Linked DNA regions of Mus musculus: all the other regions are linked to region 2. Evidence: chromatin loops called from intact Hi-C (ENCODE). Cell type or tissue: left cerebral cortex. All regions are shown on one strand. Region 1 has its middle 110 kb from the start of Rap2b. Region 2 has its middle 5.1 kb from the start of Rap2b. Region 3 has its middle 450 kb from the start of Gm40061. Region 4 has its middle 140 kb from the start of Gm40061. Region 5 has its middle 96 kb from the start of Rap2b.

Evidence for each region. Hi-C counts contacts between places; a loop is a spot of excess contacts. Peaks named below come from ENCODE experiments on the same cell type or tissue, not always from the same donor. Only the 100,000 strongest peaks of a DNase experiment are listed, where the experiment ranks them.
Region 1: it touches region 2 in a loop (2.5-fold over the local background); 8 of 42 quality-filtered maps call a loop at or near these places.
Region 3: a loop joins it to region 2, with 2.0 times the contacts of the local background. A loop is called at or near these places in 2 of 42 quality-filtered maps.
Region 4: it touches region 2 in a loop (4-fold over the local background); 2 of 42 quality-filtered maps call a loop at or near these places.
Region 5: a loop joins it to region 2, with 5 times the contacts of the local background. A loop is called at or near these places in 9 of 42 quality-filtered maps.

The regions. Positions count from the first base shown.
Region 1 is chr3:61,253,457-61,258,456 of GRCm38, forward strand. No RefSeq gene overlaps it. Among named protein-coding and RNA genes, the nearest start is that of Rap2b, 110 kb to the right of the region's middle. In left cerebral cortex, no CTCF peak of the experiment used is centred here; DNase peaks (open chromatin) are centred at 1,899 and 2,373.
Region 2 is chr3:61,356,930-61,361,929 of GRCm38, forward strand. No RefSeq gene overlaps it. Among named protein-coding and RNA genes, the nearest start is that of Rap2b, 5.1 kb to the right of the region's middle. In left cerebral cortex, no CTCF peak of the experiment used is centred here; DNase peaks (open chromatin) are centred at 1,375 and 2,146; H3K27ac peaks cover 805 bases.
Region 3 is chr3:61,837,265-61,842,264 of GRCm38, forward strand. No RefSeq gene overlaps it. Among named protein-coding and RNA genes, the nearest start is that of Gm40061, 450 kb to the left of the region's middle. In left cerebral cortex, a CTCF peak has its summit at 2,556 (motif pointing left); a DNase peak (open chromatin) is centred at 2,548.
Region 4 is chr3:61,533,689-61,538,688 of GRCm38, forward strand. No RefSeq gene overlaps it. Among named protein-coding and RNA genes, the nearest start is that of Gm40061, 140 kb to the left of the region's middle. In left cerebral cortex, no CTCF peak of the experiment used is centred here; DNase peaks (open chromatin) are centred at 2,234 and 3,710.
Region 5 is chr3:61,266,275-61,271,274 of GRCm38, forward strand. No RefSeq gene overlaps it. Among named protein-coding and RNA genes, the nearest start is that of Rap2b, 96 kb to the right of the region's middle. In left cerebral cortex, CTCF peaks have their summits at 2,571 (motif pointing right) and 2,773; DNase peaks (open chromatin) are centred at 2,592 and 2,915; H3K27ac peaks cover 815 bases.

The DNA.
Region 1 (5,000 bases), 100 kb before region 2:
CTTTATATATATTGGATATTAGTCCCCTATCTGATTTAGGATAGTTAAAGATCCTTTCCCAATCTGTTGGTTGCCTTTTTGTCTTATTGACGGTGTCTTTTGCCTTACAGAAGCTTTGCAATTTTATGAGGTCCCATTTATTGATTCTTGATCTTATAGCACAAGCCATTGCTGTTCTGTTCAGGAATTTTTCCCCTGTGCTCATATCTTTGAGGCTTTTCCCCACTTTCTCCTCTATAAATTTCAGTGTCTCTGGTTTTATGTGGGGGTCTTTGATCCACTTAGACTTGAGCTTTGTACAAGGAGATAAAAATGGATCAATTCACATTCTTCTACATGAAAACTGCCGGTTGTGCCAGCACCACTTGTTGAAAATTCTGTCTTCTTTCCAGAGACCAGAGCTTCTTAAGCACATTCACTCAGGGCCCCTTTATTTCTGACAAAGTTTCCCATGACCCTGGGGATATGAAATAGGGAAATAAGCCAAACATTTACTGCTGACAAGTCATAAAGGAGTTTATTTTTCAATACATTTTTGGTATATGATAAAGAGAACAGGAAATTTACATACTAATGAGTTAGTGTACTTTTTAATATTACATAAAGAAGTAAATCTTGGCTGAACATTTGTTACCGTAGGATATATAGACCACCTTCAACATTTTTCAGGGTTGACTGATGTAGTGGCTATCCCTGGTTGTCAACTTGACTATATCTGGAATGAACTACAATCCAGAATTTGAGGCTCACCTGTGATCCTAATCTGGAGGCTGGGAGATACAAGTTTCTTACCTGGATCTTGACACAGAAATCTTGAGGCATAGTGGCTATGAATTCCAGAAAATTAAGACAGGGAGACCTCTGAGTTCAAGGTCATCTGGGATTAAAGTCATGGTGGCACACAATTTTAATCTGGGCTATACCTTCTGCTGGAGACCTACATAAGGACATTGGAAAAAGAAAGATTTACACTCTTTCTCTCCTTTGCCTGCTTGTTGTGTGGGACTGAGTAACTGCTAGATCCTTGGACTTCCATTCACAGCTGCTGCTGACCATTGTTGGGAGGTGGACTACAGACTGTAAGTCATCAACAAAGTCCTTTACTATATAGAGACTACCCATAAGTTTTGTGACTCTAGAGAACCCTGAATATACAACTGATATTTCAGTATTGTCATCCCTGCTGAGAAGGCCATTTCACAACAGTACATACTACAAAATGACAGACATATGTTTAGAAATATTTCAGATATTTTTGGAGATTCTGTCCTAATCACAAACCAACATCTACTTAATGATCTTATATGAAACTCAAGTAACCAAATCAAACCAATTTTTAAACTCCAACAATACATTCCAAAAATAGAGAAGGATCATAGTAGGGAAATATTCGAAGCCTTCATTCTTCTTCATTAGACCATCATGTTTATAAAAGAACAGAAAACTTGGTACAGTAATAACACTGCAATATCCACACAACAGTCTGGAACCTGAGCTGAGGTGTGTCAGGCAGTGTCTGTTGGCATTGCATGACAACACTTTGGATTCATGACACATATGCTTTTTGAATTAATTTTGGTCATTGAATGTTCAAAAGCTTTTTTCGGTTGACAAATTTTTCATGACCCTGCCCAGCCAGTTACACAATACCATGTAAGGACACACATCACAACTGTAGAAATTGAACTATAGAAAATAGAATTTTTCTAACTACTCCATTTATTCTCTCTTCCACCTACGGATGCATACAGCTTTGGGAGAAAGCTTATGTATCTTAGCAAATAGTGCAAGGTTACTGCAGTAGACAGCAAAGGTCAGAGGTTAATTTTGCAGAGAGACTTCTTTGTTAAGATATGTGAAATCAGAATGTAAAGCCCTTACAGAATTGAATGGATGCATAATGTGATGAAGAAAGATTACAAAAATAAGACAGTATTTCCATGGTAACGGAGGAGGCAGAGCTTGCTTTGAGTGCATTATATCAACATGAACAGAAGAGACAGGTTGAACAAAACGATTGCAGAGCTAAGGTGGGGGATCTTGAGAGCACATGGGGAAAGAAAGGAACAAAGAGCTCAAGGTTATCACTCGGGTTTTGACCTCCTAGCACTGTACTAAGAGAAATCAAAGTTTCAAATCCATTTGTTTTTTAGGACGTGATCTCAATACTCTTCAAATCAAAGGTGCAATAATCCATTATAGCAACATTTTGAATAAGGAAGAATTAATGTAAATTAGGTATGTTTGAAAAATCAGTGGGCTATGGGATCAAAATGTCCTTTATCACATAATGCCTTTGACAAAGTGTGCATGAAGAGGTTGAGCTGCAGATGCCTCATGGATAAATGCAAGATGAAAGTTGCATAGTGGGGCGGACTTTCACACATCAGCAACACTGCATAATGCATGTCCATACAGCACAAAGACACATCATCACTGAGGCCCTCATTAGTAGACACAAGGCAACTAGGAAAACAACTACCAGTGGCCTTTATGTCGCTTTATAATCTCCAAAGCCTTGCTATTTTATTTTGTGGATGAAAATACATAAGGAAAGTGTGTTTTGCTTTTCTCAGTTATATAAAGAAATAATTATGATTAGCAGAGATAACAGGAATATCTACAATCATTTTAATATACACACATGGATTTATAACACAAAAACATATATTTATGAAATGCAATGTGATATTTCAATATGAGCATTTAATATGAAACGGTCAAATCAGGGTAGATGCTGTATCTGCTCTCAAGTAATTCTCATTTCTCTGTGTTGGGAACACTAGCAGTCCTCTCTCCTAGCTGTCACCATCCAAAGAAACCCTTCTTCACTGTTCTCTTTCTTTCTTTCTTTCTTTCTTTCTTTCTTTCTTTCTTTCTTTCTTTCTTTCTTTCTTTCTTTCTCTCTCTCTCTCTCTCTCTCTCTCTTTCTTTCTTTTTTCCCTTTCTTTCTTTCTCTCTGTCTTTCTTTCTTCCTTCCTCCCTCCCTCCCCCTTTACTTCCTTCCCTTTCTTTCTTTCCTCCCTCCCTCCCTCCCTCCCTCCCTCCCTCCCTCCCTCCCTCCCTCCCTCCCCCCCTCTCTCTCATTCTTTCTTTCTTTCTTTCTTTCTTTCTTTCTTTCTTTCTTTCTTTCTTTCTCTCTGTCTTTCTTTCTTTCTCTCTCTCTTTCTTTCCTTCTTTCAATTTCTAAATGTTTATTAACATAATCATTCACAAAGTGCATTTAAAATAAATGCCTTTAAAGTGTAAGGCATAGTGTAGGAGCTGGGAGCAATATTTTTTTGTTTGCTTGTTTGTTTGTTTGTTTGTTTTTTGCTGTCAGAGTGCAGTGCAAGGAGTAGTGGAAAGAGAGATTGCAAAGAAAGTAAGGGAAATAATTGGTCACAGGTTATGAATCTATGTGGGGTAGAATAGAAGCAATTCTGGCTGAGGTGTGCCCCCCATCTGCACGGTGGAACAACAAGGTGATATCTGCTCAGAAACTCATAGCAGAATATTATTAGGAATTATTTCATTGACTGAGTTGATTGGTTGGTTGATTGATTTTGTGGATATGTTGTTGTGTTTTGTTTTGTTGTTGTTGATGATGTTTTGTTTTATTTTGTTTTGTCAGTTATGTTTAGTTCTGTCCTGGGCTCCTGAGTTGTCTGTTCCTCTGGTTCTTGGCCAGCAAGGTATGTGCTCCCTCTCATTGTCTGGGCCTTAAGTTAGACCTGTCATTGGTTGGTCACTCCCAGACGTTTTGTGCCATGTTTACCCTACCACATCTTGCAAACATGGCAGATTCTAGGTCAAAGTTTTGTAACTGGGTTGATGCCCTAGTGCCACTGCTAAGAGCCTTGCTTCATTATAGAAAATAACCAATGGGGGCAGGGGGGCATTGCCTCCATTACATGGAGACTTCACTATGGTCACACTTGTAGGTTTCAGAGAGTTTTCCCTGCACTAGGTTTCTATGTCACTACCAAATGTCCCCCTCTGTCTTTTTGAACATTCAAGGTTATTTATCTTATAGAGAATATTCTTATATCTTCACCCAGTTGCCTAATCTGTGATGCTGGAGAGTGAATCTAGGGGACTGCATATAGTGCCCAATTACTCTGCCACTAGCCCTTGTTCTTGGGCCTTAGCTGTACTTCTATGTCCATTGGCAATGTGCCCAGGCTCTGGTCTGATGTATTCTATTTCTAAGATCAGCTTTAATTCTCCACATGTAAAGGGTCAATTTGTCTTTCTGTCCCTAAATTTTTTCACTCACCCTAATGTTCATACTGCTGAAATGAAAGCTATGTTTATGACTACATTGTATTTCAAGATGTACACATGCTATACTTTCTTCATCCATTGCCTGCTTGGTGGCAACCAAGTCTAGTTACAGATCATGATTACTGTGAGTGATGTCATTATATGCACAGGAGTGTAGGTCTCTTTGATAAGTGGAATTCACTGCTTTAGTTTTGCATCCAGTAGTGAAATTGTTGGGTCATGGAGCAGGTTTGTTTTCCTATTTGTCCGAGAAATTTCCACACTTTTTCTAGGGTGACTATACAAATTTACAACCTCGCTAACAGGTTATGAGCTTTCCTCATTCCACATATTCCTGCCAGAATTTCTTTCATGTAGGGGTCATTCTAGTTGGATGACAATGTGTCTATGTCATGTTGATGTGCATTTCCCTCATGGCCTCTGTGGTTCAAAATTTATAATATATTTGTTAGTCACCTGTATGTCTTTTGACAAATGAGTAAGCGGGTCATCTGTCCATCATTCAATCAGATGATGGTGGTGACAGTGATATTAATGATGGTGATAACTATTATAGTTGAGGGTTTTGAAGTTCTAGATGTAAACCCTTCAGAAGTAAATAAAATACAGATATTCTCTCCTGTCCTGCAGGCTGATGCGTCACTCTATAGATAGTTTTACTTGCTGGGAATAAATTTCTTAGCTTTATGTAATCTCAGTTGTCAAGCCTTTTGTTGCCTGTGCTTTTAAAGTCA
Region 2 (5,000 bases):
GGACTCTCCACCCATCCACTCATACCTGGCTGCTCCCCTTTCCAGCAGGCACATTGCCATTTTTTAGTGATGCTGAGGTTGTTTGCAGTGCATTGATTTTGGGGATGTCAGCTCATCTTCGGGTCACTGGGCTTTTCTATCTCTTTCCAGAGGAAGGACACTTCCTCCTCTGATCCATATTCTTAGATTCCTCTTCCTTCTCCATAGAAACTGTTGTTCCTTGAACATCCCATTACTCGGGTTTCTATTTTATGTCTTTTTCTTCATTTGAATAGTAAGCCAACACATAACCCATACACATGCTAGAAGAAAATACCAGCTTATGAAAACTAAGGAGACTTCCTTCTTGTGGCATGAAATTCACAAAGGACACCCAATAGGAAAAGGGAAAATTCAGGAAAAGAATATTTTTAAATTTTTAATTTAAAAGCCATTTAAAATCAAAAGCTAATCACAAATTAATGAAATTATTTCCAAGGTAAGTAAATATATTTCCAAAGTTGCTTATCACATGTCTGTGTTGCACATGGCACAAAGATGCTAGGTTATTAACATTGGGTACTTGAATTTATGAACATCCCAATGCACTTTCTCAAAAATTTAGGTGGCAATAATTCCTTTCAAGTATGTCAGATCAAAATCAATTAAAATGTCTGAAGGGGTTTTTTTGGTTTTTTTTCAACATGTATAATACATGGTTATAAAATGAACTATACTGGCTGGAGAGATAGATGGCTCAGTGGGTTATAACACTGACTACTCTTCCGAAGGTTCTGAGTTCAAATCTCAGCAACCACATGGTGGCTCACAACCATCTGTAATGAGATCTGATGCCCTCTTCTGAGGTGTCTGAAGACAGCTACAGTGTACTTACATATACCTAGGAAATAATTTCATTAATATTCATATATATGTGACTTTATATAATATGTGTAATACTTATGTATTTTATATGTATAGTATGGTATATATATATGCAACATATTATATGACAAATATAATCAAAATTATTAAAAATAGTGAATTGAAAATCAATTATTTGAAAATAAATAAGAAAGAAATAAAGATAATATAACCTAGCTAATGCCTTTGACATTTGTGTAAGAATAGCAATATGAGCATTTATAAATTATATAAACTGAGTTTCATCTGTTGATAAATACTTGCTATTTGACAAGTGATTTCCCATTGATTATAGCCAAAAGTGTAACTACATCCATTGACAGACTAGTAGTCCATTTTTATTTAAACACGTTCTGGCAACAAATAAGGATTTTTCCTCCCATCCTCTTCAATTCATGGTTTAGAAATCAACAAACCATGGGCTTGCAAGCCAAATGCAGTCCACCACCTGTTTCCACAAAGGAAGTATTGTTGGCACTCTGCCATGACCGTTTATTTGCATATTGTCTAAGGAGGCTTGTATGCTAGATGACGCTTACAAGTAGTAAAGAGGTAGAGTGGCCAAAAAAAAAACAAAACAAAACAAAACAAAAACAAAAACAAAAAAAAAAAAAAACCCGACATATTTATACTGTAGCCCTTTACAGCAAACGTTCGAAGCATTCACTTATAATATTCAACTTACACAAAACCCACAAATATTTATCAGTTTTTAAGGGTTACTCCTTTTTTTTAATCCCACAAGATTGTTTGTATAAAACAGTTAAGATTTTTAAGGATAGAAATCTCTTAACAGAAAGGAACTTTAAAAATATATTTAGCAGTCATATGACCTTATTACAAATGTTGAATAAATAACAGTAATCTTTTGGTACATAGCAGGCTTTAAATATATTTTCCTACAAGCATTACTAACAGACCTGAAACCAATAAACACAAAACTGTTTTCTGCTTTGAGGTACGGTCTTCCTAAGCTATAGCTCGCAAATCTTTTTTTATACTACTTTCTGCTCGATTATGTAATTCCCAGTAAAACAGAGTCCCCATTAGGCAGATTCTATAAAGCAGACCCCACTGCTGGTGATGATTTACAAGTGCAACTTCCGTTCCTTTGCACAGGCCCTCATTGTCTCCCTCTGAACCACAGGCTGAAGGAGTTGGAGGAGTCACCACTGCAGAGGGCTGATAGGCTTCAACTGTGTCGGGAAGTGGTGTGCAGGCATCCCTGCAGGGAGAAATGGGGGCTCCTTTCATCCAGTGGTTTGTGAGGGAAAAGAAAGAGAGACAAATTCTTTGTAATGGAGCTAAGCAATTTCTCCTATTTCTATATTTGGTTCTCTGGAACAGAACATTCTGAGGAGAGGAATCTTAAACAGACGGGGGTTTGAGGTGGCTCTTTCAAACCAAGAAAACCTAGATCAACTAAATCTCTCTAAATGCTTCCTTCCACGAGCTTCCTTTGTACCTTCACCAAATAAAGTTGTGCTGCAGGAGGAGCACAGGTCTTTCCCATAGATGAAGTCTCTGGCAGATCTGAGACCCAATAGCAAGAGGAGCACGGGTCTTCCCCATAGATAAGGGACTCTGGCAGATGACCCAAAACAAAAGGTCAGATAATTTACCTTTAAGAGAAGGGACTTCAATCGCTTCTCGGCCTTTTGGCTAAGATCAAGTGAAGAGAAGGGACTTCAGGGCTGGAGAGATGGCTCAGCGGTTAAGAGCACCGACTGCTCTTCTGAAGGTCCTGAGTTCAAATCCCAGCAACCACATGGTGGTTCACAACCACCCGTAATGAGATCTGATGTCCTCTTCTGGTGTGTCTGAAGACAACTACAGTGTACTTATGAATAATAATAAATACATTTTTGGGCCTAAGGGACCAGGGATGACCAGAGTGAGCAGAGGTCCCAATTCCCCCACAGCCACATGAAGGCTCACAATCTTCTGGACAGCTACAGTGTATTCATATAAATAAAATAAATCTTTAAATCTTTAAAGAAAAGAGAGAGAGAAGGGACTTTGACCTTGTTTTCTAAAACTGACTGAAAGAATTAACATATGCCAAGCCATTCAAAACGGGCATATAACAGGATGGGTCCAAATCTACTGAATCATGATACTCATCCAGCCTCAGGACATCTCAGTCCAGGACAACTTCTTTATTAAGATGAATAGATTTTATTCCCAATATTAACAGGTATATTAATTTATTTGCTGAGCATAATGTGCAATACCAGATTGATAAAAAGAGACAAATGAGATAATCATTGAAATTATTTTCCTAATATTGTGTGTGTACATTTTGTACAGAGGATATTTAATTTAAAATTATTTCATGCACATTATTTTTAAGAATAATTGAAATAATAATAATAATAATAATAATAATAATACAAGATCAACGTACAAGTAAACCCAGACAGGCGTAGTCACTGCAGAAATAAGACAGAGCAGGACTCTTTTCACCTTGGTCATAATTCTAAGCTATTCCTGATGGTTTAAGATAACAAAGATTTCAAGAGCTCATCAAGACTGGCCAATGCTTGTTCTTTCAATGGCTGCTCAAATCGGTCTATGAAGTAATGCGAAATATGTTGACCATCCAAAGCGTACCACCAACCCTATGAATCAATGACTGCTTAAATTAGAAAATATTTTCAGAGAAGCTTCCGGTTGGTTATTATCAAAGTATCTTTGCTAAAACCCTCAAGCAGCGAGGTGGTCCTAGGATCAGAAGTTCAATGACTTTGAGATGGACCATTTGAGAACTCTGCAAATTCATTAGTCTTCTACTTTAAAATTTCGTCATCACTACCAACTTACTCTGGGGATTTTCTAAATGAGGAGAGTTTAGAATGATTTGTGTACCTGCAGTTAGCTCTGGGAGATCTACAGACACAGTTAAATCAGCTCCTTTGTACAGATGGGCTGTGTAACTGAGCAGTTTTCTGCTTGAGAGCTTTAGCATCACCTTGTAGCATCCCTGCTTTCCTTGCAGGCCCAGAGCTACATCTCGCAAGGGACCTAGCAACTGTCCTGTGAATGGGGAGATCAAGTATGGGCATCTGTTTAAAGCTAGGCTGCCCTTATGTGAATTCCTTTAGGCTGTTTTCCTTTTCACATTATCAGAAGACAGTGTCTTCTTCACAGAGGGCATTTGCCCTCTGAAGCTTGAATGCCTCTCTTGAGGGCAGCATTATTTCTATGTAGTCACTCAAGACAGTGTGGTTTCTTGGTTGTCATTTCTCCAGCATTTTCAGGACTCAGAGACTTGGCCATTAGGATATATAACTATATATATATATTCTTTGGACCAAGGAGTTGCTATGGCTTATCAAGGATTATCAAAACCTTCTACCACAGATAGAGCTCATAAGAGCAACAATTTACCTATGTACTGATGGATATTTATTGAGGGTCTCTTATCATAATAAATATCATGAACCATTGGAGGCTCTAAGATAAACCAGGTGTGGTAATGCCTTCTAACGTTTTACATGGTGGTTAGGGTAATCAGACTTAGTTCTATAAATCCTTATACCATGGGGCAGATAATGACTCATTAAAAAATCAAAACAAACAAAACTATGATATAAGGAAGTGATTAACTTTAAAATATGTATGCTTTAAGCTAAGTTAAGCAATCCAGGCCTGTTAGCCTAGCTACTCTCAACACATACATACACATACATTGCTGAGTACATAGTTCAATGGTATGCCACTTAATTATCACAGTAAACAATGGTTCAGTCTCTGGCACCCCTCCTAAAATTTTTGGGCCGTGGCTTCATATTAAATCATAATTCCCTGTGTATATCTTATTTGAGGGAAATAATTGGGATATAGTTTAAAAACTGCTACTAAAAAAATGCCAAATAGAATGTTTTCAAATGGCAACTTTTTTTTTTTTTCTGTTGTTGAAGAAGCCTTCTTCTGGTGTCTGAAGACAGTTACAGTGTACTTACATATAATAATAAATACATCTTAAAAAAATAAAAAAGAAAGAAAAAGCCATCAAGCTTCGGTAGTATGGTCTACTTGTCTACATGGATATCTCTTCTAGATGGGGCTGTCCCGTTGCTCAGGCAGGGTAGTAG
Region 3 (5,000 bases), 480 kb after region 2:
GTGTGTCTTTGTGTTGTGTATGTTTAGATCTTGGCTTCAGACTGCATGATTGCTGAAAAAGCACCCTCAACCACTAAGAAATCTCTACCCCAGTTCTGAATATACAATTTTTATATACATACAAGTTTTCTTTGGTACTTACTACTGAAATTCATACATGAAAATAATGTTAAGTATGTAACAATCTGAATATATACTTACAACTCAGGAATCATTAAGGAACTGTATACTTAAGAGAAATGGGTAAACACGTGCACCAAATAACATGCACAAAGTAAAACCATATTAATTAATGTATTAACAGACCTGGAACAGGACTGGCATAGTGGTGTCTACCTAACATCCCCAGTACTTGGGGGATGAAGCAAAAGAATAACAAATGTTAGACCACTTGGAGCTACAAAGTCAGACTGAGCTGTATATTAAGATTTTCCAGTAATGAAAGAAAGAAAAAGGAAGGAAGAACAAAAGGAAGGAAGGAAGGAAGGAAGGAAGGAAGGAAGGAAGGAAGGAAGGAAGGAAGGAAGGAAGGAAGGAAGAAACCCATTGAAACATTGAAGCAATCCTAATGCTTACAAATAGGAGAAATAAATAAATCTGCAGACTGTTCTTTCAATACAAGACTATAGAAAAACTTACTGGCAACATCAACTTAGAGGCATCTGAAAGCAGATTATTGAGTAAAATGAAGAAAACATAAATAACTACAGGCAGCTTTATTTCATTTAGATTAATGAAAGCAGGCCAATCACAGTTCTGAGGAATTCAGTTTAGAATGATGGGACTTAAGGCAATGACTACACAGGTGTGTCCAGTCCACAAAATTTCATAAGCTGTGTATATAGATGCTTAATAGTACAATTGCGCTACATTTACTCTTTGATCCTGTGTTATCCTTTATTAAAGCCTTTTGTTCAGTGATTTCCCGAACATAATCTCAAAGATATCAAGCCTTCAAGTTGCTCCCACACTGGCCTGTAACAACAGAGCCATACTTTCCATGAACATTTCAAAGTCCTCTCCGTCATTACTCAGACAGGGAAATGTTTTCATCTTTCTCAGAACAAATAGTTAGAGATATATAGTTGTCACATCATTGTCAGCTGTACTAAATAACACTGGAGAGAAGTCATAGTTCAACTAAAAGAAACCTGCAATTAACTAAACATTTCAGTGTCATTTCCAGTCTGCATTGTTTATGTTTATTCTGATTCTTCATGAGAATATTGACAGTCAAGTTCCTTAAAACCTTAAATTACCTGCATGATCGTTCAGAAAATTGCTTTCTGGAGTTCAGTCCCTTGTGACTTCATTTTAATGTGATTTTTATAATTTCTAATAATCCACTTCATCATAGGAACTCTGAAGGTAAATTGTCTTTAACCCCTCTTACATGAATGAAATGAATGTGGTAATTGTGCTAAAATGCATTTGCTATTAAAATGAAGTATTATTGTGAGAACATTCCCTTTTGCCTATTAATTGGATTTTCCTCACAAACTAGAGGAGACAAAACCAGAATTAATGGTCATTTCTAGAGAATGTTCATCAAAAAGAAAAGACTGAGCCTACTTTTGAAGGGAGTGTTATGATCCTATATTAGAAATTTAGATGCAACATTTAGAAAAGCAGGATGCTTTCATAATGATACAAATGTAATTCTCTGTGTTTCTTTGAATAAATGTGATATATTTCCAAAGCTACCTTGCATTTCAAAATTTGCCATCTAGTCCAGGTGTCTGATATTTATCTAGGTTTTCATTCTTTTCATTTCAACAGTCATTACTTTTGTGTAATACTTTGGCAATGAGCTTTAAGAGTCTTCCCACCTCTGCCTCCCAACGATTTATGTTTGCATTTTTGTTGATGATGGAAATCTGGACTCAGACACTCAAGCTTTTTGAATGAGCTCTTTACCAACTGGCCCATCCCTCTACTGTTGTTACATGTATGCCTTTCCTAAATCTTTAAGATAAACTAAATACAAACAGTACATTGTTAAAACATGCAGAAACAGGAGATGGCGAGATGGCTCCTTGGTTAAGAATAACAATGGATAAATTAAGGGAAGGACCGAAGTAGCAGAAGGGGATTGCAACCCCATAGAAAGAACAACAATATCAACCAACCAGACTCCCCAGAGCTCCCAGGGATTAAACTACCAACCAAAGAGTACACATGGAGGGATCTATGGCTCCAGCTATATATGTAGCAGAGGATGGCCTTATCTGGCATCATTGAGCGGGGAAGCCCTTGGTCCTGTGAAGGTTTGATGCCCCAGAGTAGGTGGATGCTGGAGCAGTGGATCAGGAGTGGGTGGGTGGATGGGTGTGTGGAGGAGCACCCTCATAGAGATAACAGGTAGGGGGGATGGGGTGGGGGGCTTTTGGAGGGGAACCATGAAGGGAAACAACATTTGAAATGTAAATAAATAACTAAAACCAGCCAACCAAACAAACAAACCACTTCTTACTCTTTCAGAGGGTTCTAGTCCCAGAATGCCCATGGCAGGTGATAACTCCTTTGGATTACAGAGGATATACTGCCCTCTTCTGGCCTCAGAAGGCACTGCATACATGTGGTGCACAGGCATACATGCAGCAAAACACCTATTTATAAACATAAAATATTATTTCAAGAATAATTTTTAAATATTTTAAATCAATAAAAGTAATACTTGAAATACTTAATTTTCAGTGGTTTACTTTGATACACGACGATGTTTTAGAAAACTAATCTTGTCCCGACTTAATTTACACATGGACCATAATTTAATCACGTATGAAAATTGAAACTATACAGTGGTTGCTATATCTGAGCACATATTATTGTTACCTGAGAACTTAATATATTTTGGGATATTAGACAATAGATATCTTAGCTTTTTATTACTGAGAAAATAAGTTTAAAATAATCTAATTAGAAACAGAAAAACCACAATATCCCCTTCAATGACATACACAGTGACTTACCTGCCTTCTAGTCCAAACCACCTTTCAAATACATTACTGCCTCCATTTAGTACCATGATCAGGAACAAAGCTGTAAACACCTAGGCCCTTGGAAACATTTCAGACCCAATCTATACAAGTACCCCACCTCTGAAATCTGAGCTGATCTGGGAAGGGACTGGCAAGGGAATAGTCTGACAGATATCCAAGTAATTGAAATAATACTGTAGTGCTGAGAAACATTGTTGTAAATCTAAACTATAACAGCTCAAATAAAGCAGAGAGGCCTCCCAATTTCTTTCACTTATCATTGGATACAAGCTGGTAAAATCAAAATCACGATGGTAATACAAAATACTCTTGATTTCAAGTATTTATTTTTGATTTTACCAATTTGAATGTAAAATGATGCAGAAAGCATTCTCATGCTTCTCCTGTTCCCCCAAAGATGGATGACTAGGAACAAGATAACAGTGAACATAAAGGGGGAGTGTTTGGATTCACAGAAAGTGAGTGCGTCCTTATTTCAAGTAAAGCCTTCAGTGATTTCCCCTCCTCCACATCCTTCAGTCCTTAACCAAATGAGAGGGAGTGCAGCAGTGCAGGTTGAACAGTTAGCAAAGGGTTCTTGTGGGCTGAGGCTGGGCTTAGGGGAACCCTCATTTGTAGCATTGAATATTCCTATCCTGTGCATATCCCCATCGTGGTTTAGTTCTAGATACCAGCAGTTTTGCAGCTGGCTTGAACACTTTTAGAAATTTAGTAAATAAAAAATATAATCACATATAGTATATATGTTATATTATATATATATGTTATATTTATAACAAAGTTAAAATAGGGCATACGCCACCCAATTTCTTTCAAATAACATAAAAAAATCACTATGGCAATATAATATATATTTATATCTCTATATAAATATATATGTAGAATATAGTATAGTGCATAGGGTCTAGTATATATTAGTATATACTATATACTATATATTATATACTGTAATTATATGCTATAAAATATAGTTATGTATAATATATATTATATAATATATTATATACTAACTATATAGTAGACACTATGCAATATATAAATATATGTGTATATATATGTGCTAGTATATACATATACTAGCAATCTACTTTGAAATTTAGTACATTATGCATCAGAGTTCTAGGCTAGAAAGAATTCAGTTGTATATGGCAAATTACTTAAGATATTTACCTACAAATAGTAATCTGAGGATTTGATTCACAGTGTATTAGAGAAACTTTTCCCAGGTGAAGATAACACTTAATTCTATTTCACCCAATGCTGAGATGAAAAATATTCAGATTTGTCAGAGAAAAAGGGGAAACGCTAGAACTTCTAAGTGAAAAGAGCAGAAGGAAGGGCTTCTACTGTAAGCTGAACTTGGCAGCAAATCTTGAGAATCACAGAGTAGTTGGAGCTCTGATGAGAAAAGTCCAAAGAACAATATGTGTTGTTATCTCAACCCATCCACTGTTGTACAGAAAAGTAAATGTTAACATCAGCCAGCTCAGTAGTTTGCAGGACTGAAGTCAGTAATGGATGTGCTGCAGGCTCCACTCCCTCAATGAATCGAAGAAGAGTCCATTCTACAGAGGAACAACTATCAGAAGTTCCTGATGAGGATGGGTGTCTGTGTACTCTGGCAAGATCTTAGACCTTAAAAAGGTCTCCACTAGGGGCTGGAGTTCCAGCAGAAATAAATGGGGGCTTAGGGCTGCCAGGCTACAACTTCCTTATCAGTGTGTTACTGTTAGAGGCTGAGAACATACAGAAAATGCAGCATCCTTCTACAGCAGCTTTGTGGCGAGGCAGCAGGGCATGGTGCTAAGGCTTAACTCTAAAACCCTTTGTTTTGTGTTGCTATAGTTTTGCACATCAGCTTTCTTCTCTGTGAACTGGAAGGAAGAATTAAACCAACATTAGCAGGGCACTGCAGTGTTTGAAGATGTACCAAATATATACGATAATACGTGGATATAACATTTTTTTTTAGCTAGAGAAAAAAAAGTATCAGTGAAT
Region 4 (5,000 bases), 180 kb after region 2:
AAACCATATGGAATGAACTAACTTAACAAAAGTGTATTCTTTGTCAATCAGAAGACTAAGAATGTCACCAGATAGCATCTTAGCCCCATGGCTGAGGTTTCCCCATCTTGTTAATATTTATCTACATGTTTCCATCACTGTAATTTTTGTTTGTTTGTTTTTTGTTTTTTCTAGACAAGGTTTCTCTGAATAGCCCTGGGTGCCCTGGAACTCACTTTCTAGACCAGACTGGCCTTGAACTCAGAAATCTGCCTGCCTCTGCCTTCTGAGTGCTGTGATTAAAGGTATGCACCACCATGCCCAGCTCATCAATGTATTTTTAAAATGCCTTGATTCATACCTTTATTTATTCTGTTTCCATAAAAGACTATGAAATTCTGGTGGGATTGCAAGCTGGTACAACCACTCTGGAAATCGGTCTGGCAGTTCCTCAGAAAATTGGACATAGTACTACCTGAGGACCCAGATATACCACTCCTGGGCATATACCCAGAAGATGCTCCAACATGTAATAAGGACACATGCTCTGCTATGTTCATAGCAGCCATATTTATAATAGCCAGAAGCTGGAAAGACCCCAGATGTCCCTCTACAGAGGAATGGATATAGAAAATGTGGTACATTTACACAATGGAGTACTACTCAGCCATTGAAAACAATGAGTTCATGAAATTCACAGGCAAAGGGATGGAACTTAAGAATATCATCACTGATAAGTGGATATTAGCCCAAAAGTTCAGAATACCCAAGACCATATGAAGCCTAAGAAGAAGGAATACCAAAATGTAGATTTTTCAGTGCTTCTTAGAAGGGTGAAGAAAATACTTACAGGAGGAAATATGGAGATAAAGTGTGGGACAGAGATTAAAGGAAAAGCCACTCAGAGACTGCCCCACCTGGGGATCCATCCCATATATAGCCACCAAACCTGGATGTTATTGTGGATGCTGGGAAGTGCTTGCTGATAGAAGCCTTGCAGAGCCTGACAAATACAGAGGAGGAAGCTCGCAGCCAACTATTGGACTGAGATTAGGAATCCCTGATGGAGGAGTTGGAGAAGGGACTGAAGGAGCTGAGGGGGTTTACAGCCCCATGGATTTGCAACAGTATCAATTGGCCAGAGCTGGACCACCAACCAAAGAATATACAATGAGCAACCCATGGCGGATGATGGCTTTGTTGGACATCAGTCGGAAGAGAGGCCCTCGGGCCTGAGGATGTTCGATGCCCAAGTGTAGAGGAATGCCACGGCATGAAGGCAGGAGTGGGTGGGTGGGTGGGTGGGTGGGGGAATACCCTAATAAAGACAGGATGGGATAGGGGGTTTTTGAAGAGGAGACCTGGAAAGGGAAAAACATTTGAAATGTAAGTAAAGAAAAGTACCAAGAAAAAAAAGGCTATGAAATTAATGTCCATACTGGAAAACACACAAATGGTATAACCTAAATCTAATTTTCATGTCCATTGTCATTCAAATTTATGGTCTAGAATAAGTATCTCAATGCTGTAAGGTGATATATTTGTCTTTCCCAATAGTTAATATAACATATTTTTAATTGTAGGACTGAAGAAATAATTTGAAGAGTAATAATAGTTCCTTCATGATTTCCATTTGTTTTTAGATTGCTGAATATAGAGTATTATAGCTAGACTGCTGATGTAGATTTTACCTCTGAAAGGAAGTTTTTCTAGACTCTGAATTAAAAATCTCTTCCTTCCCTCCTTCCTTCCTTCTTTCTCCCTTCCTTCCTTCTTTCCAGCTTTTCTTTTGCAAAAATTCTCCAGTAGTTCCATCAAAGCTTCCAGGCCATATTTTACTCTGTGGTATAAGTTAAAATTTTCCCCAAAGTCCTACCCAGTGGTTTAATATTTGTATAGTTTCTTTTGCTGTGGAGGTTCACAACAAGCTGTGATCTGCATGGGATCCAATTAGGAAGCTAGTTCATTCTTAAAACAATTAAGAACCAGTTGAGACTTAGCTGATAAATACAAAAGATCTGCTTAACTAAGTAAAGCACTCACAGGGCAACAATTACTTGTAAGATTTTTGTCATTTCTGGTTAATATTCATGAGTGTTGATCCATGCAAGTGCTCTTTTTGAAGGCTCATGAAATACTAATTAAATGCAAGTTGGGGTATTGTATCTGCAGAAGCTGTTTTCTGACAGATTTCATTGTAAAGAAGTTTACCCAGAATGAATGTTCCAACGCCTACTCAATGTACTAGTGAGCAATACTTTCCCTGAAACTCAATTTCTGACTGCATTTTCCACACTTACAAGCATAGCACCTTGGACAAATTCGACAAGGCCCATCTGGTTTCAGAAAATATTTGCTTGTTTTGAGCAGAGATTTAATATCTATAAAGGTTTGGAATTTACAATCTTGCAGCTGAATATTCTCAATCTCCATCCAAATTAGATGTGAAATATTAAGCATACATTTGGTCTGTATTCCTAGTTTCTAACACAGAGCTCCTAATGTCCTTTTAATTTCTGGGATGAACAGGGTATTTTGTCTTTGCCCTTTGTTCTTGACAGAGAAGTTTATAGGATTTTTTGACTCCCCAGAGTGACAAGTATCTGTTTGGATGCTAATGGATGACTGTCCCCTGACAGCCCCTAAGGTCTTCTTAGCTTGTCACTGAAAAGACTGAGATGGGTTAAAGGGTTCTGACTTTCAGCTCTGTCGGAAGACCTATAGGAGGTAGACAGGGCTGAAGATGAACAACTTAGAGTCAATGATTTAACATCTATGCTTCTATAAAAAGGGACTATATAAGGAAACCTCCAAGAAAAGTCTTAAGGCAGAGAGCCACAAGGTTGCCCTGGGAGGCAGCGCTCTTTAAGTGCAAAAGACAAAATCTTCAACTTAAGACACTTCTTGATCTCACACTGTAAAACTGTTTATTTCTTCATTCGCTTGATTGGTTTATAATAGCCTTTGTAACAAGCCAATCAATATAAGTAAAATATCTCCATGAGTTCTGTGAGCAGTTACAGCAAATTATTAAACAGGAAGTGAAATCAAATGAATCCTTACTTTGCAGCCAGTCAAACAGATATATAAAATTCCCCGGGAATAGCTAGAAGCAACTGGGTCTGGAGTGGATACCAGCTATATGTGAACCAGCCTACAAAGTCTAAGTCTATACAAACAAACATTAGGAGGCTAGTTTCATAATTGAAATTGAATTAAGTTTTAGGACATTGAATTTGTGGACCAGAATGTTGATGAATTGGTTGTTGGATGAAAGACACAGACCCATATGTTCCATCTCATAAGTGTTGTAGATAAATTTTTTGCTTTTTTGGTTTTGGTTTTGTTATTGTTGGTTTGTTGTTGTTTTGTTTTGTTTTTGCTGTTGTTTGATTTTGTGGTTGTTCTTATTTTCAGTAGTTAGACATGTAGAAATAGAGTTTTTGTTTGTTTGTTTGTTTGTTTTTTAAGCTAAATAAGAGCAAATGAAAACTAGAGAGACTAGAAGATTCCAGAATGTTTAATGCAGGTTGTTTGGTTTCAAAAATAATTACTCTTTCAAGGCAAAAGTGATTTTCCATTTGTGACTGAACACCAATATGAGGTTGGTTGTTATAACAGACACTGTTCAGTTTCTTAGATGAAGTGGGTGGCACTCAGCAGAATGCAGACCAGAGAGATGAGTGAGTGAGGAATTTATTTTAGGAAAATAAAATTACTGGCCCCAAGCAAGATTTGAGGCAGCAATTCAGCAATTTCAAGGGTGTGTTGTAAAAAGAAGTGGCTCTTCAGATTGAAATTGTAGGGTCCTGGATGTCGTTTAATCACCAGCCAAGGGTGGTAATATGATAATGTGCTCAGTAGGAACATTTTAAGAACATGGAGAAGAAATTGGAGGTGCTAAGGAAGCAGAGATAAATTACCAGACAGAGACTAAAGAAAGTAGGGTGTGAGAAAGATGAAGCTAGCTTAGACTCACAATCAGCAAGAATCTTAGGCAGGGTGGGGATGGGGATGGGGTGGGGGTTGGGGGTGGGGGTGGAGGGGTGGGGGTGAGGATGGGGCTGGGGTTCTGTTAACAGGCTTTGGAGCTGCTCAAAATCTCACACAGAAAGAAATCAGCCTGAAGTGAGGAGTGGTGGGTATCAGTTCCAGTCTCCAGAATTCAAGAGATTTAAAGATATGCTAATATCTGTAAGTCTTTTTTCAACTCCATTCGTTGCTATGGCATATCAGATGAGTTCTGTATAACAAGTGATAACATATTGCTAGGTCTTGCTATTGTCTCTTTGTGTTCTATATGCTCTAGTGGGCTGTGGTACCCTTTCAAGGTATGTGACATCTGATAAATGCTGCAGTTTCAGGCCTTGGAATCTTTGTGTTTCTCACACACTCTAGTTTGCTAGCCAGCAACACACATCATTATTTTTAGTTATCTAAAAACTAGAACTATTTCTCTACATCTAGCTGGCCATGGTTAACTTTTATTGGTAGTTGTAGCTGTCTTCTCAAGCTTCTTAGATAATTTATTTATTTTGCAGTTTTCTTCTGAGAGGAGAGACTCTAACCAGAATAGCTTACTTCCCAGGGACCAGAAGTCTGGAAGAAAGTTTTAAAGCTGGTCTGAGGAAGTCAACAAATTTAAAGTAAAGAAGAGAAGATGAGACTGGGGATAAAATAGGAGGAAGGGACAGTCCTCAGGAGATAAGGCTCAGGAATGGAATCAGATGCCGCTTAGTAACAGAAGGCTTACTTTGAATGTGCTTTTAGTGAGTTAGCCCCTTGACTACTCACTTTCCCTTTACCTTTCAATATGTGTTTTTTTTTTTTTTTTTTTTTTTTTTTTTTTTTTTTTTGTAGTTGTTGTTGTTTCAATAACTATCAGGCAGGATTTGTTCTTTGGTGTGCGGGCAAATAGGATTTTGGTGTAGTTTGAAGCTGGGTGGTCCAAATACCAGCCACTAATTATATCTAACTGCTGAATACTTGAAATGGAGGATAGTCTAAGATGAGATGTGGAA
Region 5 (5,000 bases), 91 kb before region 2:
CATCCTGAGTGAGGTAACACATTCACAAAGGAACTCACACAATATGTACTCACTGATAAGTGGATATTAGCCCAAAACCTAAGATACCCAAGATATAAGATACAATTTCCTAAACACATGAAACTCAAGAAAAATGAAGACTGAAGTGTGAACACTATGCCCCTCCTTAGAAGTGGGAACAAAACACCCTTGGAAGGAGTTTCAGAGACAAAGTTTGGAGCTGAGATAAAAGGATGGACCATGTAGACACTAGCATATCCGGGGATCCATCCCATAATCAGCTTCCAAATGCTGACACCATTGCATACACTAGCAAGATTATGCTGAAAGGACCCTGATATAGCTGTCTCTTGTCAGAGTATGCCTGGGCCTAGCAAACATAGAAGTGGATGCTCACAGTCGGCTATTGGATGGATCACATGGCCCCCAATGAAGGAGCTAGAGAAAGTACCAAAGAAGCTAAAGGGATCTGCAACCCTATAGGTGGAACAACATTATGAACTAACCAGTACCCCGGAGCTCTTGACTCTAGCTGCATATGCATCAAAAGATGGCCTAGTCGGCCATCACTGGAAAGAGAGGCCCATTGGACACGCAAACTTTATATGCCCCAGTACAGGGGAATGCCAGGGCCATAAAAGGGGAGTGGGTGTGTAGGGGAGAGGTGGTGGGTGGCTATGGGGGACTTTTGGTATAGCATTGCAAATGTAAATGAGCGAAATACCTAATAAAAAATGGAAAAAAAAAAAGAAGTGGGAATGGGTGGATAGGGGAGCAGGACAGGGGGAGGGTATATGGAACTTTCAGGGTAGCATTTGAAATGTAAATAAAGAAAATATCTAATAAAGAGAAAAGAAAAAAAAAGATTTTTCTATATTTGGAATTACCTGAGAGACCTACCACTGTGTGTGTATTTCTCTATCTCTCTGTCTCTCTGACTCTGTCCATCTCTCTCTTTCTGTCTCTGTCTCTGTCTTTCTCTCTGTATGTGTATGCGTGTGTGTGTGCGCGCTCATGTGTGTGTGCACTCGTGTGTGTATGTGTACAATCACATGTGTGTATTTGGGGATGCAGGGGCCAGAAATGTCCCAGAGGGGTTTAACTAAGGAGGGATATGCCTCCTACACTAAAATTGTGTGGTACCGTGCATGTGCATGTCCTAGACTAAACACAGAGGGACACAATAGAGAGCCATCTATACATTAGTATTCATCCTCCTCTGCTTCCTTAGTTTGGGTAAAACATAATCAGATGCCTCAAATTCTCACCCCTATATTTTTCTTGCTTTGATGGACTATGACCGCCAAGCTGTGGGCTAAAATAAGTCCTTCTCTCAGTTATGTTTGTCACAACAATGAGAAAAACAATATTAATTATTAATTAGCATATGAAAATAAAAAGATAAAGAAAATGGTTACCTTTTGAAATTCCCATTAAGAAATGATGCCAAAGAAAATAATAGTGTTGTGTGGCCTATTCTGAAGTTAATTGACAACAACAGGAAAATATTTTCAAAGAATTTTAAAAGGAGAGGCTTTATTATGCATATGATAATAAATTGAAGACAGGTCAGTTTCTGGTTGGCTGGCTGGATCAGTGTTATAAGTAATGACACCTTGTCATTCACTGTGTCTATACATTTACTGCATAGTCACAGACTTTACTGTAAGTGTTCCTAGTCAACAGTTACATATTCCTAAGTTGACTTTAATGAGCAGAGAAAGGAACATTTCGTCCAAGGCTCCTGTGTATTCAGGGCAAAAATCAGCTTTCAAATCCCTCTTCTCACTGTTATTGGTAACAAATGGACATCCAACCTAAGCCAACTATTCTGACCCCAATAATGCTGACAAAGGGATAACAGGACATGAAGAACCTTAAGGGACTTGCCCCTCAGTTAGAACACAATGAATCAGCAAAGGGGAGCATAAACACCTGCCAGTTTGTCATGGACATTAAAGTTGAAAACCTTGGGTGGGCTTTGCAACTATTAACCCTCTAGGATTCAGAGGCTTTCCCTATATAGATATCAAGAATTAACTTACAAATAACACACATAGCTCATCAGAGAGGGTGATATTTCTCCTCTTTTATTGTAAGCATACAATTTTTATTAAAAAAAGTGTGATAGAGTGAATTATACTAGCTATAGAGTCCGAATATCTTGAATTTCTTGATACCCATTTCAAACTCTGCAGAGAACATCTAACAGGATTTTGATACTGTTTATAATTACTGGGAGAGGCCAGGACTGCATTTGTGAAATGCAAATAGATACGCTGTATCTATAAAGCGCAGATAGTCTCTGCAAGCTCATGCTCCTTCTGCCATCTGTGTGTGTTGTTTGTCATAGGTTCATCTCAAGCTTGCACAGTCTGCAGTGGCAATCAAGGAAAGGTTAGAGTTCAAAGCCCCCTAGCGTCTCCAAAATACCTGGTTTGTACCAGTGCGCATTAATGGTTTTTCCCTCAAAATCAGCTTTGCACCACACAATTTTTCCCTACATAGGAACTAGAATTTGTTTTCATTTTTCAGTTATTTCCAGTTGCTCTCCTCCCTTGCACCACTAGGTGGCACCCAAAGAATCTATGAAAACTATCCCATGGTAGATTTCATTTGTTATTAGGAAAAAGAAAAAAAACCAAGACAAAACAAAAACCAAGCAAATATATCTTCCTTTGACACTGGCCTCTTAAAATGCATCTTAAAATTTAATTCTTTCAGATCCATTATAGCTTTGTACAAAAGACATTCCAGACATTCCTGTACAGTAAGGCTCCTGTCCCTTTGTGTTATATAACAAAAGTTACTCATCCTGGCCTTTTCTTAGTCAGACAGACACTCTGCTCAGCACTGCCTCCTTAAAAACACTTGACTCACTCCACCCTCTGGAGAGATACTTGGCAAATGTCATTCCTACCTTCCCTGTTTAGCATCTGTCTCAACTTGCTGTCAAAGTGTATCCTGAAAAGCCCCCTGGCTGCACTCCTGCCTTCCAGCTTGCTACTTCGGAGTTTCACATTTTTATCTCCTCTAGGTGCTCATAACATGATGATGAAAATCTAGAGAACCAAGTTCTGTGCTGGCTCTCATGAGTCATCATTTCTCTCACTATGGAAGTGTTATTAGACGCGTTCTCACGACCGGCCAGGAAGAACACCACAGACCAGAATCTTCTGCGGCAAAGCTTTATTCTTACATCTTCAGGAACAGAGTGCAAGAAGCAAGAGAGCAAGAAGCAAGAGAGAGCGAGAAGCAAGAGAGCGAAAAAGCAAGAGAGAGAAGCAAGAGAGAGAGAAAAGCAAGAGAGCGAAAAAGCAAGAGAGAGAGAGAACGAAACCCCGTCCCTCTTAAGGAGCATTCTCCTTCGCCTCGGACGTGTCACTCCCTGATTGGCTGCAGCCCATCGGCCGAGTTGACGTCACGGGGAAGGCAGAGCACAAGTAGTCATAAGATACCCTTGGCACATGCGCAGATTATTTGTTTACCACTTAGAACACAGCTGTCAGCGCCATCTTGTAACGGCGAATGTGGGCGCGGCTCCCAACATCTCCCCCTATCCTTTTAATAAGAGCAAATAGGCCACCCATATTAATGAGAGTGGAGATAGAGGTCAAATCCCCAGTGTGTAGGTAAAGGAGCCATGTACAGGATTAGCTCTTAGGCTCACAGGCTTTTACCCAGAGCAACCCTGACCTGCTCCCGTGTCGTTTTGCCTGGGGGAAGGGAACTAGGACACTGAACCTTCATGAAAGATGACATGTCTCCCTAGAATAGGCTCATATATGCCGCAGAGCCTTTCCATTGCAGTGCTTAGCCTTGCAACTCTCTCGGGCTGCTGAAGCACACTCACTCTATCCCGTGCAATGAGACTAGCCTCGTGGGATATAAGAGCTGAGTGGCCAGCGACCTATTGCCTAAGCATAGATAACCATATATCAGGGGGAGCTCCATGTTCTAGTCCTGCAAGCGCCTGGGCAATAACCACCTTGTCTCTCCTAGTTTAGGCCTTAAGCTTACAGACCAATCAAAGAAGCAACACTAATCCACAGCAAAGTGTATCTCCAAATAATATTAATCCCACCCATTTTTTAAAGAAAGAAAATGCTGAGGAGATCCAATTGGGTAATCCTTTGGTCAGGGACAGGTCCAAGCGCGTGGAGTTGACCTGAAGTCTCAATTCCCGAAGGATCTGTTCAAATTCAGCCATCCAATTCTGTAACATATACTGAAAAAGACTTTTTGACAAATTAGCTGTCCTAGTAAATTTAACATACTGAATGGAAATAACACACAATCCCGGAAACTTTTGTTCACATCCCAGCTGAGTTATTTGTCATAATACATCTAGTTGTATCTGGACAAGATCTATGAGTTGATTAACCAGCATGAGACCTCTCTGTATCTTGACATTAGCTGAGGCCTGTTTATCTATGACTGTAGTCACTGAGGCTGACAAAGTGTTAATGGTGTCAGTCATCTGGACCTGTCCAGACAGAGCCAAGGCTGTCTGAATTAAGGCCAAACCCAGTTCCTAGTTAGTGGTAAAAAAGCAGGAGAATACTTGAGCATTATACATCACCGTCATTGGGAGTGGAAATGTCGACATTATCCCCCAACGCTGCTCTCTCTTTATTATTGACGCCCTGGACATCACCAAGACGAGGGACATTAGTATTTCCTTGGTCAGTCTGGATTTTTCGGGTGAGTCTTTCTGGTACCCAAAATGGGTTGTCTTCATTCTGTGGGAAAACACAGACAGCTCCCCTGGATCTTACCAAGATAGGATCCGGGCCATACCATTTATTATCAAGGACATTTTTCCATTTAACCATCTCATTGGGCCTATCTGGCTCTGTACAATGACGTTCAGCCGCAGTATGGCCATGAACATCAATATTTAAAAAATTGAGTGTAAAGAGTGCCATAGACACAGACACTCTTGGTGCTCGGGGTACAGTCTCCTCAAAAGTTCCCCTCTTCTGTTTTATAAGATAGGC